5 separate regions of the Homo sapiens genome follow, and all the other regions are linked to region 1. A link is a loop called in an ENCODE intact Hi-C map of the cell type or tissue named here. Cell type or tissue: ascending aorta. All regions are shown on one strand. Region 1 overlaps RIPPLY2-CYB5R4 (RIPPLY2-CYB5R4 readthrough). Region 2 overlaps MRAP2 (melanocortin 2 receptor accessory protein 2). Region 3 overlaps CEP162 (centrosomal protein 162). Region 4 overlaps LOC107986620 (a long non-coding RNA gene). Region 5 overlaps CEP162 (centrosomal protein 162).

Region 1 (5,000 bases):
TTTTTAAACTCTAACCAGGAACAGACCCAAAAAAGGACTGACTGAGAACTGTTCAGAAGAGCCACTTATTAAAACTAAAATACAACGGTTGTATTAGGAAGGTATACTCCAATGTTTAAATAAATCATTTTTAAATGCCCTAGCAATATTAGGGGTACACTGTATAGCTAATTCATCATAGCAGAGAGGCAGCACAATTTAAAACACATATTCAGAACAATAACTACACTGAGTTTCTCTAGGCAATGTACTGGTAGTACCTGTTCTTAATATCTTTTCATACTAAATTACCTCTTTTGTGTTATATCTGGAATTCTGAGCTCTCAAACAAGTTCTCTGAATAAAAATTACCCATTTTAAAATTACCATTTAGTACTTTGTGTTGTCAGAAATGTAAACTTCAAAATCACAGAATGATAGTCTTAAAGACTAGGAGAACTTTAAGGCAATTTTTAGCCTCATCCAGCACAGGCTTTATCTCTATAATATCTTACAGACAAAGCATCATCCAGCATCTGCTTGAACAGATCCAGTGCCTAGTAGCTCACCACTTTTTTAAAAAGCTCAGTTCAAGGATATCATTTTTTTACCTAAAAACGAATATTGCCTTTTTATACAGAAAGAATTCTTTCTCTCTTGAAAGACACTGCCTATAGTTTTTCATTTGTGCATTTTATATTTATTTGTTTTCAATTTAACCCCAATTGCCTCTGATAAAGACTGTGGGCATCCTACAATAAAATATTTAAATTCAAGTTTGTGAAAGTCTGTGTGTAAAAACTTAAAAACCCACAACAAAATGTGTATTAGAAAAGAAAGTATACCAATTGTCTAACCTCACTAACAGCGTTACTGTGAGCATTTAATATAGTCCTGAACTTCCTAGCAGCCAAAGCCAACAGAGGCACTAGTAACAGTGGTCTCATTATCTAATTTTAAAATTTATTAAAAATAAAACAAAGAAGACTTGCTAGCTCATTAGTTCTTTAAAAGGGAGTAACTCTTGATATTGTGAAGAATTATGAGTCCTCATAAAGGGAACACTAACCACATAACAGATATTACAATTTAACAGTACACAGAAACATCCTTACATGGCATTACTCCCATCCACCCTACCCCTAGGTAACCACTAGTCTACCTTCTGTCTCTATAGATTTGCATATTCTGGACATTTCATACAAATGGGATCATACAATATGTGGTCTTTGTGACTAACTTCTTTCAGGTAGTATAGTGCCTTCAAGATGCATCCATAATGTTGCATGTATCAGTATTTTTTCTTTTTAGGGATGGATAATATTTCTTCTATGGATATACCACATTTTATTTATTTATCAGTGGATGAGCATTTGAGCTGGTTCCACTTTGCTATTGTTTAAATATTTGTCCCCTCTAAAGTTCATGTGGAAATATAATCCCCAATGTGGCAGTACTGAATGGTAGGGCCTTTAAGCGATTGGGTCATCAGGGCAGATTCATGAATTAATGGATTAGTGGGTTCATGGGAGTAGGACTGGTGGCTTTATGAAAAGAGGAAGAGAGAACTGAGCTTGCATGCTCAGCCCCCTTACCATGGGATGCCCTATACTGCATTGGGACTCTTGCAGGGAGTCCCCACTAGCAAGAAGGCTCTCACAAGATGTGGCCTGTTGACCTTGGACTTCTCAGCCTCTATAACTGTAAGAAATAAATTCCTTGTCTTTATGAATTTCCCAGTTTCAGGTATTCCGTTATAAGCAGCAGAAAATGAACTAAGGCACAGTTTTTGGCTATCATGAAGAATGTTGCTATTAACATTCATGTACACGTTTTTGTGTGGACTTATATTTTCGTTTCTCTTGAGTATATACAACTAAAAGTAAATTTGGTGGGTCACAGAGTATTCTATATTTAACCTTTTGAGGCACTGCCAGACTGTTTTCCATTCTTACCAGCAATAGTTAGAGGTTCCAATTTCAGAGAGCTCTTTTTTAGTCACTATTCCAACTCTCCACAGAGAAGAAAAGCCATCTATAAAATCTGAATCACATCACAAATAGCTCAGAAGACCGAATTCAGAACTGGATTACAGCATGCTCCAACTTAATCTCACACCCAGCTCTATATGATAGGGTTTGGTTAAAGGTAGTACAATGCAAGATTAAAGCGACATTTTATACCTACTAATCTATCTTCCAGATGAAGTTCCCACAAATTTTCAGGTTAGGTAACCATACATGTGAACCATAACGGCTCACCAATAAGGAGTGAACTGTATCACCATGGTTCAGGCCACACATCCACTAATTAATAATTTTTCATTTCTTCTTTGTTTACTTCTGAAAGTCAGAGAGTCTCAAAATATGGTCTAGGGACTCCTGAGGGAGCTTAAGACCTTTTTGGTGGCTCAAGGTCAAAAATTCTTCATAGTAATACCAAGATGTTATTTGTCTTTTTCTATTCTCATTCTTTCACAAGTGTAACATTTTCAAGATACTACATGACAAATAAGATAGAATATCGAAGATGCCATGAGAATACAGTCGTCATCTATTAAGCCACACATTAAAGATATTTGCCAAAATGTAAAACAATGCTACTTTTCTATTTTTCATAAACATAGGTACTATTTATAACATATAGTGGGCTCATTATTTGTAAAATTATTTTAAAAATATTCTTTACATTTCTTAATTTTTGAAAGATAAATATCAATAGATATGTCCTAAACAATAGTCCTTGGAGTCTTCAACAATAAAAGAGTAAAGATATTTTAAGACCAAAAAGTTTGAGAACCACTGCTTTAAGTAAAAGCGTTATTTCCGTGATAAGATTAAAAAATAATTTTGGGTTTTGAAATTCAAACAAATATTTAATTCTAAAAGCCCCACATTATATTCATTCAACAAAAATTCATTTAATGCCTATAACGTATATACCAAATATTATGCCAGTATACTGTAGCATTCTTGCAATTATTCACCACTGTTCATTTCCTGTCTATAAAATAAACGAGGAGAAAAGATGTGTTCACACGATAAAATTATGGCATATTTCACTGTATTGAAATGCACAGGTCGATTGTTACAATTACTGTGACTACTTTGCCATCTTGTGTTCAGTAATGAAATTGCACATTATTGTAATTACTTCCTGTCAACTGCTGAGGAAAGGTGTTAAAATATGCAACTGTAGTTAAGGATTTTAATTCTACCCCTCAATTCCATCAATGTTAGCTTCATGCCTTTTGAATCTTTTCTATCACAGGCATAAACAGTTTTCCTAATGAAATGACCCTTTTTATCATTATAAAATGTCTATACCTCTGGTAAGATTCTTTGCCTCATAATCCTTTTTATCAGATACTAATATAGTCCAACCAATAATAAAATTTACTAGCTGGATAGCATACTTTTTCCCAAACATTTACGTTTAGCCTATTTGTGTTTTTAAAGTATACCTCTTATAGACATCATGTAGTCAGGTCTTGATAATACATACATCTACACATGGGTGCACACAAAGAGATAATCTCTATATTATCTATAATTAAGATAATTATCAATAGATAATTATAATTACATGATAGATAATTATTATAAACTATCATTTATAATAGTTTTAATTAGAGTGCTCGATTCATTTACACTTAATTATTAATATGGGAGATTTTACTAATCTCCCTCCCAGCCCCAAGTTTTCTGTTATATGTCTCTGTTTCTCTTTCCCTGCCTTCTTTTGGGTTAACCAAACTTTTTTTAGAATTTCATTTAATCGATTGGCTTTTTGGCCTTCCTCTTTAAATTATTTTTTAAGTGATTGTTCTAGGAACTGTAGTATATATCCTCAACTTTTACCTGCTTACTTAAGAGTTAATATTGTATGCCTTCCCACGTAATATAAGAACCATTTACTGCTCTCTAACTCCTATCCTTTAACTCCACAATACAATGTTATAACTTTTAAAGTCATGTATTTTTTATATGTATTTTTATAAAATGAAGAGGACAAAAAGTAGTATTTTCTCTTACATATTTACCACCTCCTAAATATCTGAACTTCTATCTGGTATCACTAACTTTCAACCTGATGAATGCCTTTTAGCATCTATCTTATATTGCAGATCTACAGGTAATAAATTTCCAGTTTTGGTTTATCTGAAAAAGTCTTTATTTCATCTTTATCCTTCAAGAATTCTGTCTCCCTACGGGTATAGAATTCAGGGTTGATGGTGTTACTTTTCCTTCAGCAGTCGTTTTTATTATTTCCTAGTGTGTTTTCTCTGGCAGCTTTCCAGATTTTCTCCTTGTTAGCTTTTAGCAGTTTAGGATGTGCCTAGATGTTATTTTCTTTGTATTAATTATGTTTAGATTTGCTAAGCCTCTGAATTTACAATTTATGTCTCTCACTAAATTTGTAAAATATATGGCCACTATTTCTTCAAATATTTTTCTGCCCCATTCTTTCATTCCTTTCCTTCTAGAATTCCAATGACACATTTATTAAACATTTTTATTTTGTCTGACAGGCCCCTGAGTCCCTGTTCATTTTATTTCTGATAATTTTCCTCTCTGTTCTTCAGATTTGACATTTATATTCATCTATCTGCAAGTTCATTAAGTCTTGTCTATGTTGCCACCAATCTGCTATTAAGCTCATTCAACAAATTTGTTATTTCATGTATTTTTCAATTCTAAATTTCTATTTTTTAGTTTCTATTCTTCTGAGAGTTTCTATTTTTTATTCATTATATCCATACTTTCCTTTGTTTGTTTGCTTTTTTGAGATGGAGTCTCACTCTGTCACCCAGGCTGGAGTGTAGTGGTGCAATCTCGGCTCACTGCAACCTCTGCTTCCAGGGCTCAGGTGATTCTCCTACCTCAGCCTCCCGAGTAGCTCAGACTATAGGCATGGTCTAATTTTTTGTATTTTTAGTAGAGACAGGGTTTCACCATGTTAGCCAGGATGGTCTTGATCTCCTGATCTCGTGATCCACCCACCTCGGGCTCCCATACTGC
Region 2 (5,000 bases), 170 kb before region 1:
CTATGCAACAATGGAGATGAGCAACCTAAGGTTTTGTTTGTTTGCTTTTCTTGCTTCCAGTGGGTTTGGAGGAAACTAAGTTTAATAAAATGGAGTGAATAAAGAAAAACAGGCAGCAAAAGTTGCATAGTGGATCTTGCAGAAGATACTCAACAGAAGTCCACAACTTGTCCAACTGCTTACTCCTGAAATTTATGATATTTTCAGGATTTCCCAAGTATCTTTGTTAACTGTGACTATTTTAGACCAAAAAATCCTGACTTCTTTGGGAGAAGATGGTTGCACTGCGCAGCACGGATACCGAAGGTGATAAGTCAATGCAGCCTGTGTTCAATAACTGTGTTTGAGCACCTACTGTGTGCAAGACACCGCACACTGTGGGGTGGGCAGAGATGCCTGAGACAGATCAGTACTCCACAGACCTTCCCTTATAATGGAGAAAGGAAGACAAAGTGACAAATAGCAGTAACATAAGGGAAAATCTGAATGAAATGTCAGCGGTAACAAAGATTCACTGAGCAGTCACCAGTCATCTTGAGCTTCAAGATTCTTGAAGCAGCCCCACTTCAAGAGCTTTCTGAGGTTTCTTTCGCCCGCATCCGTCCCCACTGCCTCCAGGGCACAATCCTCAGGGAAGCTGAGGCAAAATCACCACCACCCTTCCACCCCACTTCTGCATCACTCTCCCCTTTCCCTTACCCCTTCTTTCCCATCCCAGACATGGACTCCACAAAAAAAGACTCCAACCCCACATCATCATACTGTTCAAAGGATGGGCCCAAAAAGCCTAAAATATTTACTTTCTGGTATTTTATAGAAAAAGTTTGCCAATCCCTGCTCTAGAGCCCTGAAAAATCTGAGCTTCAGTTTTCCCACTAGTAACATGAAGATGATTATAGTACCCACTTCATGGAGTTGCCATAAAAGTTAAATGTGATGTTGCATGAAAAATTAAGAAAAATATTAGCAGGCAGCACAACTATTATTAATTAGAAATGCTGATCTTGAATAGAAAAGCCTCGCTTTGTTCTTCAGACACACCCAACTCCCTGGTCAGCCAATTCTTATCAAATGCACCAAGTGTTAATTGATTGATTCAAGCAATCTACCTGCCTCAGCCTCCAGAGTGTTGGGATTACAACTGTGAGCCACGGTGCCTAGACAAATAAATAAAACTATGACAAAAAATTACTTAAAGGCATTTAGATCATTTAAAAGTTAAAATGATCAACATTTACATCCTGGGATTCATGCTATTCTACCAACTCAAAAATAAAATGATAATCTTTCTCTCCTTTTTTTATTAAGGAAAATAAGATGAAGTCTGGTTTGATCATATCATTTTTAGTAGAAATCAACATTACAGCTACTATAATAGCAGAGCAGAGGGAGGGACTAAACTTCATCTGGAATAGAAAAATAGGGAAAAGTACTTAAAGGAATAAAGAAAATAAAGATGGAGGGTGTCGTCTATTCAGCACACCACAGAACCGAGAGCTGTTCTCCCACGGCCACGCAGTTCTCAATGTCAGCACACGGTGGGGACCCCCATTTGTGGCTACCAGGTTCCACAAGACCAGTCAGAAAGCAGCAGTAACACCACCCTCATGGGGCCGGTCAGTGTGTAAGAGTTAACTGTAAGGAATATCAACCACCCACCCTACAATAGAGACATGCCTTCTTTTACTCCCCCTTACACTATTCCCTTTCATCTAAACGAACTATTTAGGGATGGATTACTAAAGGGCATTACCAAAGGGTAATGAAAGCTACATGTGCAAAAGTCCTGAAGGTGGGAAGAGAGGAGCAAAGCTCTGACAAACACTGAGAGACAAGAATGAGTGAATACCAGAGCCAGCCTACAGGAGGTTCTCATTCTGCAGAATGAAATGTGACACCAGCTCTCCCCAGGCAGCCACCAGTTGCCTGGGTAGCCTTCAAACAAAAGGAGGGGCATTTGTCTCCACTGCCTCTTTCCTCTCACTTCTTGAATCCCAAAGATAGCTTTGGAGGACAGAACCTCTGACCTCTTCTTTAAAGCAGTCACCTAGTGCCCTTGAAAAAGTCCACAAGGCATTATTTTTTCATGCAAGCCTCAAATTAATCAGCTTAGGCCATCAGATGCACAAAGACCAACAACAAACATACGGCAGTGCTAGGGAAGTGTTCTGTGTTGTCCCCATTACCAAGCCCAGCAATGACTCTCCAAGCTTTGCTGAAACATAAGCTGGGAACTGCCAGCATGTCCAAGTAGCAGCCCCCAGAGTCTGCTATTCCCGCCACAGTGTGCATGATCTCGGCCACCCACGCAGTGAGGGAGGCAGCCTGGCCCTGAGCCTCACTCCCTGGGGTGCTGACAGGCCGGCAGCTGCTCTCTCTTGAACACAACAGCAGGAAGCGGCAGCTCCACGGGCAGCTGCTCTCTGTATGGCTGCCACTCCTGAGAACCACCCTCTCCGCACCGAGATTTTCTTAATGTCAGATTTCTTCATAAAATTAGAGTCATGAAAAATAACTTCTTTGACAGGAAACATATCCTAAACAAGCTTCCAGGAGCATGAGGGAGAGACTAAATTGCTCTTTTGAACAGCTGAAAGCATCACTGCCAACAAAAGCAAAAATGAAGATTAGGACTGCATCCGAAAGCTAGCCCTGAAAGGAAGCTTACCTTTTCCAGGTGTGCACAGGGTAGTGTGGCCCAGGCCAGCCCATTGTTGGGGAAGACGGGAGATCACAAACCCAAACAGAGAAAGCGTGGTGAGCAGGCCCAGACACCTCTCATTAAACCATCACCCCTTCTCCAACCCACATTCCCATCACTTTCATCCCTTCTTTGGACTATCCAATCTTTCCTGCTCCAACCCAGGTTCCCACACCACTCCTGGGCACTCTCTTTTCCTCCCCGCTCCCCTTTTTTTGAGACAAGGTCTTACTCTATTGCCCAGGTAGGAATGCGATGGTATGATCACAGTTCACTGCAGCATTGACCTCCCTGGCTGAAACGATCCTCCTGCCCCAGCCTCCCAAAGTGCTGAGATTACATGCATGAGCCACCACACCTGGCCTCTTTTCCTTCTTTTATTTTGAGGCGAGTCTTGCTCTGTCACCCAGGCTGGAGTGCAGTGGTGCAATCTCTGCTCACTGCCACCTCTGCCTCCTGAGTTCAAGTGATTCTCCCGCCTCAGCCTCCCAAGAAACTGGGACTCCAGGCACATGCCACCAGATCCAGCTAATTTTTGTATTTTTGGTGTAGACAGGGTTTTGCCATGCTGGCCAGGCTGGTCTACAAACTCCTGACCTCAGGTGATCTGCCTGCCTGGGCCTTCTAAAGTGCTGGGATTATAGGTGTAGTCACCGTGCCCAGTCCTCTCTACCTTCTTAAAAATGGATCAAGCAATTCTCTCCACCTCCCTGAATTTGAGGAGATGTACTCAGACATAGAACTTCTCAAAGAGTGAATAAATGTCTTTGTGTCAATATCCCTGGTGGATTACGATGGTATGCATGTTAAGGGGGCTGCTTCTTTGGAGTTAGACACTTTTTTTCCATGTTAAGGGGTAAACATCAGCAGATGAGTTTTACAAGTGACCACCAACCCAGGCACAGGACTAGCACATTAAGAAGAAATCCAAAAGGTGCCAGAAACCCTGAAAAATGAGCATGCCCCCACACAAACATGCACACAACTGACAGCACAGCTACTAAGGCATTCCAAGAAACTGCCAGCCAGTGCCACAAATCCAAAGACCTATGCTGACCAGTTTGTACAGGGGAAGACCTAATGGCCAGTCAGATGATCAAAGTTCCCAATTGCAATGACTCTCTCACCTTCCTCTTCAATCCTCAAACTCCAAAAGTAGGCATGCCACCCAGGACCACCAACCTCTGATCTGGCCCAGGCCAGAAAGGTCTTTTCAGTTACCTGTTCTTATCCTTCTTCCTCTTACTTCCAGGAATGACTGTCCCCCGCACAACATAGAGAAGTCACCCTTGTGACTCATAACGCTGTCTTTCCTCCAGCAAGGAGACTTGAGAAACCAAAGATAAAGCTCAGACACGCTGCACTTTGGTGGCTGATGAGCCCAAGGTGGGAACTTCAGAATCGCAACTTTAGAAGCTTAATTTCCTCCTTGCACAGAACAATGGTGCACCCAGCTTACTCGTGCCTAGGGTAGGGCCACACAGAAAATGAGAGACTTCAAGGTTATGAATCACACTCTGAGCCAGCTGGATCTTCTTAAAGCATCTCTATAAGGCAATGCCTCCCAGCAAGGGATCATGCTTGACCCTCTCAAAGCTGCCACAGTGTCCTCCCAGGGCAGTACTTTAAAAAAACAGTAACATGGTGTTATTCTCAAGTTTACTTCTGCTTTTTATAGAGTCTGCGTGAACCATCACCTTCTACTGGCACTTCCCACTTAATTCCCAGGTCTGCTGATTCTTTTTCTGTGAATCCATTTTAAGTCAGTGATGTCTTTCCTGGGGCGTGGATTTTTCTCTCCTCCAATTAAAGAAAAAAGGTCATGCTTCCAGGACTTTGTAGTCTTCTCCTCCTCACGACTATTTTGACTCGAGTATGACTCTTACTTTTGAAGTCTGATGCTCTGGCCACTCAATTCAGTCTAGAGACATTACACGCACGTACACACACACACACATGAATGCACGCACGCTGGGCTCTTCGTTTTCAAATGGACATACTTCCCACATTTTTCTACACTGCCAAGTTTTATGCCATTCTCTAGTGTATCCTAGAAAGTACTCAATTACCCAGCAGTCCTCAAAAAATGGTGACTGACAGCTAACAAGAGAATTCAGGATGTATCTATTTCCTGCCTATCCCCCCTTCTCCTGTGCACATAAGCAACTTGTTTCCAGCAGCAAGACAGCTAACCAAAAGTGTTCCCAAGCCTGAAGACTTCTTCCATCTTAACATAAAAATCAATGCCAATAGAAGATCAACTTCCAAAAACAGAAATGGGACTTAATATTTTACACTG
Region 3 (5,000 bases), 310 kb before region 1:
TAGATGTCTGTTAAGTTGATATTCAGAAAAGAGTTATAAGGACACAAGACATAGATTTGGGAGTCATAAGCATATGGGTAATAGTTGAAGCTAAAAGTCTTCATGAAGTTAGCCAGGCCAAAAAACTAGTAAGTGAGAGGCATTCAAAAGAAGAGGGCTGAAGATGGAGCCCTGAAATGAACTATAGACCGCAAGAGTTGGAAAATTGCCCTCAAAATTATGGTAATAACAAAAAGAAGAAGGCATGCAGAAGAAACAGTTACAGGAAAAAAAACAATGTTTGACTTCTCTGCCTTTTGGCTAAGATAAAGTGAAAAAGATAATGTCAGATGTCTCACATAGTTGAAGAGAACTAAATACAAATGGAGTTGGTCATTAGGAAATTGCTTTTGATCATAGCAGCTTTAGCAGGATGTTGGAATACATTGGATTGCAAAGTTGGAGGAGTGAATTCATTGTGGTTGAAAAAGTGCAAATGACAAGATGCTTGGTGGTACAGAGAAGCAGAGAGAATGGTAATGGTAAAGGAGAGGTAGAATCCGTCAAAGGAATTTTTTAGTTTGGGAAACTTAAGAATAGTTATGCAGAGGGGGTCGATTAAGAATAGTAGGAGAAAGAACAATGACGAGTGAAAGCAGATTTTATGCTTACCACATCAGGACACGCCTCAGTTTGCTAAAAGAGTTGTTGAGCCTGCTATGAATCCATGCTGGTAGGCCATAGCTGCAAATTACCTAGTTAGTACTTAACTCTACTTTTATATTCCTAACAGGTTAAGGAATGATATTAGTGTTTTATCGTTCTCATGTATTTGTGATGTAATTATTTCTGGTGATTACGTTTATTTCAACAGGTGTTTCTTATGGACAAAGCAGTAGTGACGTTGAAGCCCTACATCAAGCTTATTGTCATATAGCCCATTCATTGGGAGATGAAGACAAACAAAAAATTGAGAGTAACACAGTGGAAGATATCAAGAGCTCAGTGAAAGGTCATCCTCAAGAAAATGAAGAGAATTCAAAAAACATCTCTACTATGGAATCTGGTAAAAACTTACAGATGAATTTTTCAATTATTTGATATCCTTTCTAAAGAGTTTTTAGTGTAATATAATTAAAATACAATTTGCTGTAGTGATTGTTTCTCAGTCTCTGAGCTTAATTAAAGAAATTTTTTCAGCCAGGCGAGGTGGCTGATGCCTGTAATCCCAGCACTTTGGGAGGCCGAGGTGGGTGGATCACGAGGTCAAGAGATTGAGACCATCCTGGGCAACATGGTGAAACCCCATCTCTACTAAAAATACAAAAATTAGCTGGGCATGGTGGCACACGCCTATAGTCCCAGCTACTCGGGAGCCTGAGGCAGGAGAATCACTTGAACACGGGAGACGAAGGTTGCAGTGAGCCAATATTGCGCCACTGCTCCTCCAGCCTGGCAACAGAGTGAGACTCTGCCTTAAAAAAAAAAAAAAAAGATTTTTTCAAATGAAATACAGGAACCCTTGGTTTAACTATAAAATTAGAGCCAAACACAAAACGAAATTTCACTTTCTTTTCTTTTCTTTTTTTTTTTTTGAGACGGAGTCTTGCTCTGTCGCCCAGGCTGGAGTGCAATGGCACGATCTCGGCTCACAGCAGCCTCCGCCACCCTGGTTCAAGCAATTCTCTTGCCTCAGCCTCCTGCATAGCTGGGATTACAGGTGCCTGCTGCCATGCCCAGCTAATTTTTGTCTTTTTAGTAGAGATGGGGTTTTGGCATGTTGGTCAGGCTGCTCTCGAACTCCTGACCTCAGGTGATCCACCTGCCTTGGCCTCCCAAAGTGCTGAGATTACAGGCATGAGCCACTGCGCCTGGCCCAGTTTCTTTTCTAATATGCCTTGATCAAATTAAGAAGTCATTTAAAGGGATATTTTTTACTCTTTTGTATGTACGTATATTAAAGTTGTATTTTGTTAGACAACAGTATTTCAGGATCAACCAAATATGTACTTAGCGTGTGTGTATGTATAGATATTTTTTGATAAATATATTTGATATTGATATTTGAGATATTTATTTGATATTTCATAAGAAAGGAAGTTTTCCTGGTATAAGGAAACTTAAGACGGAAAACTAGGTTTATTGCATGTACCGTTTTATTAACTGTGTCAGAGAAAATATAATTTTGGTGTTATTACACATGTAAATTAAGCAACCTACATAACATTTTTCGTTTCTACTTTTTTTTCCACCTCTTAGATCTGCCCACAGTAGAGGAGCTGATGAAACCTATCAGAATAGATTCCTTTGGGATCAGTGGTTTTGATTTACAACCTGTCAGGTATGAATTTTTTATTTATTGTTTTGTCATTGGAAACTTTTATAGTCATTTGTTCTATGTAATCATTCCTAGTGAATGATTAATGACTAATACTAGCTTGACTCTACCTGTGAGTCATAACTCTCTTCTTTTTATATTTGTCCTTACTCAAGTCATCAAAATTCTAGGGCTAAATGAAAAAATAAATAGATGCTATAAAAAAACTGGGGCCACTAAATAGTCCTAAAGGTTTTCACTGAAAAATACAGTCTCCTCAGCTTTAAATAGTGCCGGAACAGTTCATTCATGATGAGGGAGAAAGTGAATTTTATTATGTTTATGAGTCATAGATTTCCTTCTTTATAAACCAGTTAGTTTTGACTTAGTCACAGACTGGCTGTCATCTCACAGGGTGAGTTTGTAGCCACAAGAGAAATGGTCCTCATTAAAATGCTTCAGGTCCAATACAGTTTAGTGGAAGTATGTGTGACCCACTGTCATTCTTCAACACGGAGTAACATGTCACAGTAACCTTGTAATAGACAGCGTTGCTTTTATGTAGCACTGAAATGTCATGTCCAGTCTCCCACGTGATCCTCATAACAAGTAGAGAATGCATCTTTATGCCCATAATTCAAGAAATGCACCTGAGATTAACTCAATTTACTGGTAGATGATAACAGCTAACATTTTTCACATTTACTTTGGGCACATACTATACGTATATTATTTAATTTAACCTTACAGCATCTCCATGGGTTATACTCCATTATTATCCCTATTTCATAGACAAGAAGATTGAAGCCTAAGAGATTAAAATAAATAAAGCCATTGCCCAAGGTCATATAGTTGTAGACCAGGAACACAGGCCATCCATGTGCTTAACCACTTACATTGTCAGGTCTTTGATCTCCATAAAATACTTCTGTGAAATAGTCTGTCATCCATTCATGTTGTCATTTGTTCATTTGTGTCTTCAACAGACATGTTTTCAGCCTCCTTCCTATACTGTATCCTCATGATGTAAATCCACATGTGGTGATCTCCTGGCCTTGTTTCTACATTTGTGTGAGTTGAGAAAAAAATGATGCAGTGAACCTTCCACTAAAATTCATTCACTTCAATGCTAAGTGTAGTAGTCTTCCATTGATCTGTAGTGCTAATTAGTATTTTTAAAGGAGAGATGGTACCACTCATCATTGCTGTTTGGGAGTATGTTAGCGGTAACTACAGAGATTTTCTTACACATCTTATATCTTTGTTGTTATAGGTAAAACCATTTCAGTAATAGGAATTCTAAAACAGATTTTTACATTTGTGTTTAAAAGCTTAAAACAGATATTTTGAAGGTATAACAGTAATCATACGTAATAGAAATGTCAGTAATATGATCTTTAGTACACATACCTAAAAATTTTTTGGTAAACTATGGAGTAAATGACCCTAGCTGCTATAACATAATCCTTGAAATCTTAGTAGCTTGTCATCAAAAATGTATTTCTTGCTCACATCACTATCCCTTGTGGGTCAGTGGGGTTGGATTGGGGCTCTGCTCCACACAGTCATTTAGGAACCCAGGCTGCTTGTCATCAACACATAGTTTTAAGATTGTTATGACATCATCCAACCAGTCAGTAAGGAAAGAAAGAGAATGGTTTTGCGTCCTTTCTTTTAACTGCCTTAATACAGAAGTTTCATATCACTTCAGCTCACATTCCATTGGTAGGAACCAGCACATCTAGCTAACTAGGTCCAAGGAGGCTGTGAAATGTCGTTTGTTTCTGTGCCAAGAAAGAAAAATGAGTTTGGTCAGTATCTAGTCAGTCTCTGCCAGGATATACCTTTCTAATAACAAAATATCAATTTCACTCTTCTTCATACACAGACCAACTTATCCCCTTCCCCAAGCAGGCAGCCCCAAGTCCCATTCAGGGCTATATGCATCTGAAAGGCCAGGATTTCCAGGTGAAGTGCAGTCCTCTCCATCAGGTTTGAGTATGCTTCTCGTTGTGTACCAATGGTTGAATTAAAAAGACAGGGTTATAATTAAAAAGACAGGGTTATATACTTCCTCACCCCCATCCCAATATATAATGGTGGAACCAGTAGATACACCCTTTCAGCAAGGAAAAGTATGAGGAAAACACAGCAATCAATGTTACAACTTTGAGAACCACTGGAAAGAACTTGTAAAGGCCCCCTACCTTGGGAATAGGGGTTTATTTTCCTTGATTAGGTTATTATTCTATTAAGAAGGGGCTACCTTAAATCAGTTATTCTATATAGCCCCTCATTCCATTCCTTGGAGGATTTGTCTTGTATGTTATCACCATTGGCTACAACTGAAGTGAATTTTAGGTTGAGGGGTATGCCCATCTTGGGGGATACACTCCCTTCTCAATCCACTTCCTGCCCACAGGTAGCTTTAAGGTTCCCAGTCACTGACTTTTGGGTTTCTTTTTTTTTTTTCTTTTGAACAGGGTTATGGTTTTTTACATTATATTCTTTCAGAAAGTTTCGTAACTTAATAATCGCTTTGGTCCCAGTGAATTCCATGTGCCAATAATGAAACTTAGAGTTCTTTGCTACCCAGAATCTATAAGGAACTTAAGCAAATTTACAAGCAAAAAACAACCTCATTAAAAAGTAGGCTGGGCACGGTGGCTTACGCCTGTAATCCCAGCACTTTGGGAGGCTGAGG
Region 4 (5,000 bases), 530 kb before region 1:
TTTCTTTTTATATTATACAATTAAATATTTGATAAATCCCAAAATCCCAGTGTTAAGTGAATGCCAGCTACTCCTCAGTATGTTTTTTTTTTTTGCAGATAAATAAATTTGATGTTGACTTATTTTGTGTACAATGATTTATAAACATAGTGACATTACTCTGTGTTTTCAAGAGCTAACAGCAGTGAAAAGATATAGGTGGGCAAATTTTGATTCTTCCAAAATGCCTAAGTAAAAGCACCATATTAAATTCAGGTGTCAGTCCTGATGGTTCTCTGTATGTTCATTTGTGTGAAATTTTGCACTCATTGAAGTTAACTATCCACCTGACACTATAAAACAGTACAACCACGATATAAGCCACTCACACTGACCACATCTGCAAATATTTTTTTCTCTAAATTTCAGACCCATTAATGAAGATGTGATTGTTTCTCTATGACCTTTTAGCTTTCTCCAAATCCTAGGAGACGTGCTGTTTCTCTTCCTTACCCTACTGAACCACACGTGTTCCCATTCACAATGAGCATCTCTTATCTCATAGTGTTCCCACCTCACCATTTAAGGAAAGGTTCAGGACTCCCCAAGATTCAGGACTGAAAATGAAGCGTAAATCTTACGGGCTAATAAGCACGGCAGTTACTTCAATAAAATGTTACTTAAAAGTCAATAGGCTGCACATGTTAAAGACATTAGAGCTGTTAACAGACCATTGTAAAGTAAGCAGAATCTTTAATAACCTGCATGCAATGTTGCACGATTCCATTTTCAGCTCAGGGCAGGTTTAGCTCTGGCACTGAGGCACTGGGCTCATGGTATGAGCCACTCTTGCATTCTCAGAATTAACAATCCAACAGGACTGGATCCAGGGCTAAAATCTCAGGGCTCTAGGAAAGCTTAAAACTCAGATAGTTTTGCCTTGCACCTATCTTTAGCTTAGAGACAGTGAAACTGCTTGACGCTGTGCATCAGACCCAACTTTCTCTGATGCCTGAGTCTCTGAGCCTTCAGTCTGAGAAGCAAGAGACACAGAACTGTTAATGAGAGCTGGCTGCAGTATTCTGGAGAAACTAGACGAAACCCAAGGGGCACCTTTAATGCATACTTCCAGAGACTGAATTGTAAGCTAGAGAAGGCTAATTATGAAAGAAGTATATGACCACAGCCAAAGAACAACTGGACAAAATTAGTTCTGAAGCATTTTATTCTACTTTGCTCCTGAAGGAAAGCAAGATGCTAGTTTTGTCTGAAGTTTCTTTTATACTCCCCCAAACTGGAATATTTGTGTCTTAAACTACTACTTTGAATGACACCTAATCTCACAGACACCAAACAAACAAAATATAAGGGTGAAACTCATAGAACATTGTATTACTTAGAGGGTGGTAATGCCTGCTTTTCTGATGTTTCTAGGCTCTTTTTCATTTCAGAGTATGTAGGCTTCTAGATGGAAAAAAGACAATGAAGAAAAACAAATTTTCTTTCCAGTCCTGGCAACTTTTATATTTTGACAAACACACAAAGATTTTTTTAGCCTGAATTATTAAAAGAATGAAAACTGATTAGAAATTCTATTCATAAATTTAAACTAACTAATAACCTTTCCCTTATGGCAATTCATCTTATGTCCTGACCATTTTCATTCATAGATGGAATTTATAGACCTTCCCTTTAGAATGGAATCTCCACCTCAAATTTGAGAAAGTCATGTTACTAAAGATAATAGTAATTTGGGAAGGGGCAAGGAGGGATGAATCAGAGGCTGGGTTACAACTGAAGATTATTATAAAAAGAATGTGATAACTGTACAGAAATTCTTACTTTTAGAAGTTCTAATAATCTCACCACCTAAATGATCTATATTTTTGTTTGACGTATTCCATTTCAGGCTTTGTCCATAGGCATATGAATTAATTGGAACCTAATAAACACAACACTTTGCATATGTGTTTTTTCACTTAACACGTTACTAAAATTACTTTTTCATAATTCTCTGCAAACTTTATTATCACTTAGAATATTCCACTGAGTTGAGGCATATAAGATGTAGCCATTCTCTAATTGTTGTACATTTAACTTGCTTCTCAATTATTTTTTGATAATTAATTTGAAGTACCTACTCTAAGATCAACTTCTCAGATGGCAATGATAAGAGGGTGAGAGAAATGGATGCAAAAGAGAATGACACGGGAGTTGTTCCTTCAAAACCACTGAAGAGTTCTGAGAAGTGATGTCAGGGAAGCAGAAGATTGCTGGCCATAATAACTAAGAAGGAATATACTAATAAATGATGAGGCAATGTAGCAAAAAGGGGGCAGAGAGGATAAAATATGAGGTGATTCCCTCTGTCCCCCAAAGATAGAACCAAAACAACAAAAATGAGGGTAAGCAAAGAGCCGTGGCATCCCACTTGGGAAACAGTGCCAAATATGGCAGTGAGATGAGGCATTCCCTAGAATTTCACAGAGTGACTAAGTATGCAATGACTGGGAGAGGCTCCAACAATGCATTTAGGGAAGGAGTTGGAAGAGAGAAGGAACTGCAAAACTAGCTCTCAGTGAGCATTTAAGTACTTATTTAGTTGTCTAATGCCTTTACTCTCAGTTCATGAGTAGAACAACTAGTTAGTTCTGCTTCTATATCTGACACAGAGTGTGGCCAAGGACAACTTCTTTCCTTTTTAGTTTCCCCTCAACTATCACAGGAGGGTAATACCTTGGAGCTCTCCCCTGGTCTATTGTGTGGGCTAATGAGGGGTTGTAAAGCATGATATATGAGTAATGTGTGGTGTAAAATATTTAACACCTCTCTTGAGAAAGAAAATCCTAATTGTTCACCTGAAACTGTCTCCCTCACCAATTAATTCCAGTTTAGGAGATTGACACAAGGGGTTCCCCCAAATCAAGTCCATGCCTATGAAGGGTTTAGACAGGTGATAGAGTGAAATTCCACCCCTACCCCCACACACAAAACCACAAGGCTCTTTGGAGGAATTACTGCCTCCAACAGACCAGCCAACCTGCCCCTGTGCTTTGCAGGTAATATTTTCATAAAAGGGGTTTCTTTTTTCTCAGTTTGCCTGGTAAGAACATTTAGAAAGTAACGAGTAGCTACTGAAGCTAACCAGGGACATTTTTCTATCCAGGGATTTTTCATTATGTTCAACATTTGGAAATTTCAACTAAAGATAATTGCAGGTAAGCGTCCACCAACCGATGTATTGATTTTCCACTGTAGTTTTTAAAATGGGTACTTGTACACAAAAGACCTCCTTCCTGTATATTTCAGCTCTCCAGGGTACAATTACATGAAATTATTCAGCAGCCAAGTTTGCTTTGTATCACTTCACTGGGTAAGGACACAGAGAAAGCTGCTCCCTGTGGCACTGAAAGCTGCAAATCTTTTTTGCCTAAATGTTTAACAGCCACATTCATCATGGTCTCATAACAAGGCCGCCCACAGACAACATAGTTCACTTGTTTTCGCCCTATTGTTAAGAGTTTACCAGAAAGACCAACTCAGGTCATAGCATTGATTTTATATTCCAACTAATTGTACATTGGGTTATAATGGTCTTGAAGGTTCAACATTGGACTGGTGTCATAAAAATTGATTTTTCATACCATTTGCAAATCTTCCAGTACTATCTATAGTTTAGAAGTTCTTGCATAATATTTACATTTTTTGAGTAGCAAAATCTGAAACAAACTATAGCTAATTTGATAACCATAATATACTTGAAAAAACACTTTTCAATATATAGTGCATTATTTCATTTATTCCTTAGAGTAATTCATTAGAGTAGGTTTAATGGTAATATAACGGATTAGCAGAAAATGTCTTATTTGCTTCTGTTCTGTTTGATAATGTTTAACAGAGCTGGGCAAAGAATTTATTCCTTTAACCTTTGAACCCCTGCTTCAACATAAAAATAAATAGGCTTATTTGTATTTTGTTTTTGTTTTCTTTTTCCATCTAACATTTATTAAACTCAGTGTGCCAGGCTTGAAGCAAAGCCCTTTACATACATTGTCACATTTAAGCAGGAGACAGGTAAAGAATTTGACTGGGGTTCATAGAAGTCCTTCAATTATTTTCCTCCTGAAAAGAGCAAATATAAACTTCTGTATAGATGATACATGAGGGTAACAATAAAGCCCCTCTCCCACAAAGATTTTGGCTATAAAGAAGGGTAGGGGAGCTGCCTTCTGAAAGTGAAACTGTAAAACCAAAAATTAATGGAAGAGCTTAGAGATTTTTTTCAAAGACTTTAAGCAAGATAGATTGTCTCCAAGACCAGAGCAAGAATGAGACTTCAGTATGGGGATTTATATGCACTAAGGAAAAAAAACGAAGATCCACAAAGAGATGGGACAGCCATGGACGCCTCAGAAGGGATGACTTAGGTGCATGTCCGGGCGGGAGGGGCTGCTTCTGGCTCTAGAATGTGACTTAGTCAACCTCAAAACTAAGTTTACCTTTTAGGGGTAACCAGGGTCCCTTGGTACTAACCTCTGAGTTACAAAATAAACTCTATGTTATCTGATTCCACAGACCCCAAGACCTCTTCTAATGATGATATGACTTCCCTGCCAGATGCTACCAGGAGATAATTCATTAACAAAGCTGCTGTCAGTGCTGACAGATCGGTGGTAAAATAATAAGTTAGTTACTTATACATCTAGTTCTATAAGTTTTGTGAATTTGAGTATGCTCCTGAAAAATAGGCCACTAGCAACATCCGAGGGCTGCAAACTTCAGGACTACAGTCTGGACTGTGATAAAGTCACCAGGGGAAATACCAAAACCGTGCTCTTCCAAGGTGCCTTTTAAAAATTATTTAACATTATAAAAAGTTTTTAACCATGAGAACATTACTTGCTTCCATATGAGACTAAAGATCATACTAAACCATGACAAAATACTTAAGATGCTTTCAGTATCTTTTTTAAATAAACCTTATATAAATAAGAATAAAATCTTATTTACAGATGAGGAAA
Region 5 (5,000 bases), 340 kb before region 1:
GAAATTCAGATGGTTTAAGGAATATTTTTTCTTCCCTCCTCCTGTCTTCCTACCTGTTTGTTAGTGAAGACAGTTAAGTTCTTCTTGAACATTTTTAAATTGACATTCTTCAAGTCACTGAGGTAGAGTTTTTTGTTTGGCAAGTGGAAGATTGTGTGTGTGTGTGTGTGTGCACGCGCGTGTGCGCCCTGTCATTTTAGAAGTTTAAAAGGTCACTCAGATAACAATATTCTAGTTGGGGAACTACATAGTATAGTGGAAAGTGGACAGGAGTTAGTCAGACATGGGTTTAAATGTGACTTTGTAACACTTACTAACAGTAGCAACTTAAGCAAGTTGCTTAGCCTCTTAGAGCTTCAGTTTCACCATGAGTAAATTTCTGCAGGGTAGTTTAAAGATTAAGTGAGTTAACCTGAGTGTAGATCCTGACATAGAGCAGGCATGTAGTAAATGTTGGTTTCTTTTCCAGAAAAAGTAATGTAGAATGAGATTGAAAAAGGATCAAGAGCAGAGTCCTGGAAAAGTCTGTTAAATAAATGGGCAAAAAGCCAAAGCTATTAAAATAGATGGAGGGGAGTAGCCACAGATCTGAAGAATAACCCGGAGGAAGTGATGCTACTAAAGTCAAGGTAGAGAGTTTCAAGAAGTAAGAGTTTAAGAGTTGATCACCAGTAGCAAATTCCATGATGTGATCAGGGAGGATAACTGACAGTGGTACTTTATTTGTGGCATTTCGGAGGCCTTTGGTGCCTGGAGGAGAGCTGTTTTGGTTGGGAACCAGATTATAAGGGGTTAAGTGAACTCAAGGAGTTGGTATATCAAGGAAATGTGATAGAGTAAAAGGGACGTAGGGATAAGGAATTTTTTTGTTTTGTTCTACTTTTTTTTTTTCAAAGTTGAGTAGAATGCTCATTTTTTCATTCCGCAATTGTGCCTGGTACTATGCTAGGCACTGGAGATGCAGTGCTGAGCAGGTGTATAATCAGAGGGAAGGGCGGGGAGTAGAGAGAGAAGGGAGTGAAGATACAGATATCAAATGGGATAACCAAGGAAGGAAGAACCTAGAGAAGTTCTGCTTGGAGTGGAGGAAAGAATTGTGTTGTCTGAGAGACGAAAGAAGTGCCTTCACAAGTAAGTTTAGTAGTGGAGTGAGGTGGGTGGTGTTTGAAGGTTTTTATTTCTCAGAGAAAAGGGTGACCAAGTTATTGGCTAAGGTGGTGGGGGGTGATACTGAGGTTAGAGCATGGGATTTAGGATTGTAGTAAAAATTGGATTGGAAGAGTAGAAAAAAGCAAATAAGTGTTTATCAATCACTGAAAAAAAATGCTGATTTTTCTTGGTCAATTTCATCCTCCTCTTTACACCCTGAAACTCAGTTCTTCCTTATATTGAAATTCTGTTTCTAGAGTGGTGCTATGCAATTTTGTTCAGCCATTATTTATTCTTAAACCCTAGAGAATGTCTAGAAGACAGGACTGTATCCTCCCGTTTTTTCTTTGCTGAAAAAAATTCTTGATCAAGTTTTACGTCTTTGTTGTTATTCTCCTGGTTTACTTAATTATGAAATTGATGCTCAGAGATGTGTGTCTGATTTTTAAGTTATTTTGGCCAAATATGTTTGTAGCTGTGAAATTATACGTTATTGATGAGAATGTTATTTATCTATGTGATAGCTGAACTGTGAGCGAACTAATAGAAACATGCTTAATGATGAATCTGAGATTCTTGAATTTACACTGTATTTTCAAATTGAATGTCTTATATCTAATTCAGCTTTCAGATGATTCTTTTGAAAATTCAGACAAAACAGCTAGACAATCTAAAAAAGAGATGAAGAAGAAAGATACAGTGCCTTGGTGGATAACTGAAGATGATTTTAAAGATGATGGTAAATGTTGCTGATTTTTAGTTTCAAATTATTTGACCACAAGGGGTCAGTCAAGACTTCTGGATTTTGTTACTTCACTATAAATATATACAGAAAATAATACTAATAGTGTGGATTTTTGAAGTTTGAATTGATTTTCATATAACCAGTACTTTATTATGTATTTATTATGTAATTGAGAATCTGCGTTATAACATTATCAGCTTATTTTACATGGAGATAATTTATATTTACTCAAATTAAGGTGACAATTCAGGTATATTTATTATCATGTTTAATGATAAATTGATTTAAGGTGATTTAATAAGATATTCTGGCAGTATATTAATGTCATTGCATTGGGAAGAGTTTAACAAACCTATAGACCTTGGTATCACAGTTTGTTAATGACAGTAGTAAAAAAAAATTTACTGCCATATGTATATATGTCTCTCATATATATGTATATGATATGCCCAGGCTGAAGGGCAGTAACACAATCATAGCTCATTGTAACTTCAAACTCCTGGACTCAAGCAATCTTCCCACCTCGGCTTTCTGAGTAGCTGGGACTACAGGTACATGCCAACATGCCTGGCTAATTTTTTTTATTTCTTGTAGAGATAGGGTCTCTCACTGTGTTGCCAGGCTGATCTCGAACTTGCCTCAAGCAGTCCTCCCACCTTGGCCTCCCAAAACGCAGAGATTACAAGCCTAAGCCACCACTCCTGGCCTGATAGGTTTACTATACATGATACTGCCACATCTGTAAACAACCCCGACTGCTTCTATTTCAGTACCTACATTCACACCATTTGTGGATCAGTGTTAAGCACAATTTTGTAAAATGATAGAATTTCTGTATCTCTAGGGAAAAAATATACATATGGGCTTTTGGTTTCCCCCCCTCCCCATGAAAATTGAGCCTGAATTCATGTCATAATTAAGACTCTGCATGATCTGACTGGAACCCTGCCTTCTCGTGTACTGTAGCCATAGGTAATCATTCCTCATCTCCTGGAAACACCATAGGCCTCCCTGCCTCTGTGCATTATCTCATGCTTCCTTGCCATTAGAATGCCTTTCCTCTCATCCTTCTTGCCCAATAAAGCCTAGCATCACCACTTTTTGCAGTCCTTCACTCTATCTTCTAGCTCTCTTGTCACAATTAGTTTCTCCTTCATTTTGATGTCAGAACACCATAGTAACACTTACACATTGTGTTGATAGTTGTAACCTATAGGACAACTCCTGCGGTTGGGAGCTTTGCGAGGGTAGGAAACACTTCTTTGTCCTTGTATCCCCTGACCCTCAACATTAAATGATAAATTTGTTTAATAAATGCATGTTAAAGTAGATTTGACAGTTACTTCTCTGTTCTTTTTAATACTGTAATTTAAAGAAATTCCTTATTGAAAAATTCAGTGCATTTTTTATAAATTCTTATGCAACATGCTGAACTTTGTAGTGAAGAATTATGTTTTAGACTCTCTCCCTGCTTTTAATGCTTGAAAAGGATATTATAAGATGAAGTACTGTTGGAATTGTTGACAAAGATTTGGGACACAAAGCCTTTTGTCTAGAAGATAATGAATCAGAGCAGATATATACAACCTAATCCTACAGGAAAAGAATAGCTCCTAGACCAAAAATACTCACATGTAACCTGATTGATGGTATTAATAATTTTTTTAAATGTATCAGAAATAGATTTGATTAGTAAAAGAAGTAAAGAAGGATAGTCAAGAAGCAAACTTTGACAATGTCAGCTTAAACAGCGGGAGGTTTCCCTGCCCACGGGAATAACCTGGTCCCTGATTCAAGCAAACGGTTACTGAGTTTGTATTATGTTCTAAATACTAGGCATTATTATGAAAAGGCAAGACGTGATTCCTGTATCAAGAGTGTAGAACCTTCTGAGGGAGAATTCAACACTCCTCTTGAGAAGAGGAATGCATTATTAATCTTAAGACAGGTACCATTAAACATTAACAGTGAGCGGCTTTTACATTATAATTTTGCTTGTTTCCCAGTTGCCATAGGAATAAAATGTTCGGCTTAGAAGGTGAAACTATCTCATCCTCTTGCTGATTGTATTCTTTATTGTAAATAACTAAACTGGATCTTCGTTTCTGTTATATTAATCTCTTGTGAACTTGGTTAGTGTGAGCTACAACCTCAAGTCGTGCTTTAGAGCCAGGGTGAGACCCTGGACATGTTGCCACTACAGCACACCAACCTTGGCATATACTTTTTCATTTGAAGCATCTATGAATCTCTCTCTTGATTTTTTACAACTTATGGAGGTTATTATTTGATCCAGTAAAACCATTATTCACAGAAAGGCATAAAATAAATTGATTCTTAGCCTTTTCCAAGAGGACACAAATTAGGAACTTGAAGTCAAAATTCGTGACTTCTTAATAAGGCTTCCTCCTACCAAAAGTGATATTTTTTCTAATCTTCATATTTATAGCACACATTTTCAGTCTTCTGGTTTTTGAAGAAAACAAAGAACAAAAGAATATTAAAAAGCAAAAAACAAAAATAAAACATTACTCATAATTATTTACCTTTTCCATATATCAGTTTTTTACAACAAACATATACTATTAAAATAAGGAAATTTTGATACTGTATAGCTTTACCAGTTTTTTCTAGTGCTCTTGGAATACAGAGCAAGACCCTCTGCTGGCCTATGAGGACGAGCACGGTCCAACCATTGACTTCCTGCTCTGGGCTTATTTCCTCTTAGGCTTACGCTCACCATCTGGGTCCAGCCTCACTGGCCTTTTTGCATCTGCAAATGTGGCCTGCCCCTCCCATTGTCATGCTTCTGTACCTACTGTGTCCCCTGCCTGTTCTGGTCTCCCTGGCCTAGTTCACCTAATTATTTCCTGGTCTTTCTTCACATCTTAGCAGAAATGTTACTTCCTCATGGAAATATTCTTGGATTTTCCTGTCTTGGTATACCCCCCCAATTAATCTTATATAATTCCTTCAAAGCAGAGTTGTAATTCACATTTAACTTTGCTCTGTGAATACTGCTGCTTCTCTGGTAACCTCCAATGGTTACTGTTTTCTTTGCCACGTCTCTTGTTCCATTAGACTTGGAAAAGGAGTAGGTTATTGT

What was found. A loop is a pair of places that touch in the nucleus more often than their neighbours do. Peaks named below come from ENCODE experiments on the same cell type or tissue, not always from the same donor. Only the 100,000 strongest peaks of a DNase experiment are listed, where the experiment ranks them.
Region 2: it touches region 1 in a loop (2.3-fold over the local background); 4 of 110 quality-filtered maps call a loop at or near these places.
Region 3: it touches region 1 in a loop (4-fold over the local background); 3 of 110 quality-filtered maps call a loop at or near these places.
Region 4: it touches region 1 in a loop (2.7-fold over the local background); 8 of 110 quality-filtered maps call a loop at or near these places.
Region 5: it touches region 1 in a loop (10-fold over the local background); 97 of 110 quality-filtered maps call a loop at or near these places.

The regions. Positions count from the first base shown.
Region 1 is chr6:83,882,739-83,887,738 of GRCh38, reverse strand. All of the region lies in intron 4 of RIPPLY2-CYB5R4 (RIPPLY2-CYB5R4 readthrough), which reads right to left. All of the region lies in intron 2 of CYB5R4 (cytochrome b5 reductase 4), which reads right to left. Among named protein-coding and RNA genes, the nearest start is that of CYB5R4, 26 kb to the right of the region's middle. RefSeq lists a silencer at 3,054-3,123. In ascending aorta, a CTCF peak has its summit at 3,100 (motif pointing left); no DNase peak of the experiment used is centred here; H3K27ac peaks cover 1,053 bases.
Region 2 is chr6:84,049,641-84,054,640 of GRCh38, reverse strand. All of the region lies in intron 1 of MRAP2 (melanocortin 2 receptor accessory protein 2), which reads right to left. Among named protein-coding and RNA genes, the nearest start is that of MRAP2, 18 kb to the right of the region's middle. RefSeq lists an enhancer at 1,015-2,867. In ascending aorta, no CTCF peak of the experiment used is centred here; a DNase peak (open chromatin) is centred at 2,330; H3K4me3 peaks cover 996 bases; H3K27ac peaks cover 3,464 bases.
Region 3 is chr6:84,190,929-84,195,928 of GRCh38, reverse strand. It overlaps CEP162 (centrosomal protein 162), which reads left to right. Exons shown (of 27, transcript NM_014895.4): 10 at 854-1,045; 11 at 2,239-2,320. Among named protein-coding and RNA genes, the nearest start is that of CEP162, 34 kb to the left of the region's middle. In ascending aorta, no CTCF peak of the experiment used is centred here; no DNase peak of the experiment used is centred here; H3K27ac peaks cover 2,383 bases.
Region 4 is chr6:84,409,003-84,414,002 of GRCh38, reverse strand. All of the region lies in intron 1 of LOC107986620 (a long non-coding RNA gene), which reads right to left. Among named protein-coding and RNA genes, the nearest start is that of LINC01611, 63 kb to the left of the region's middle. In ascending aorta, no CTCF peak of the experiment used is centred here; a DNase peak (open chromatin) is centred at 2,461; H3K27ac peaks cover 1,055 bases.
Region 5 is chr6:84,217,945-84,222,944 of GRCh38, reverse strand. CEP162 (centrosomal protein 162) reads left to right here. Exons shown (of 27, transcript NM_014895.4): 3 at 1,774-1,888. Among named protein-coding and RNA genes, the nearest start is that of CEP162, 7.2 kb to the left of the region's middle. In ascending aorta, a CTCF peak has its summit at 1,938 (motif pointing right); no DNase peak of the experiment used is centred here.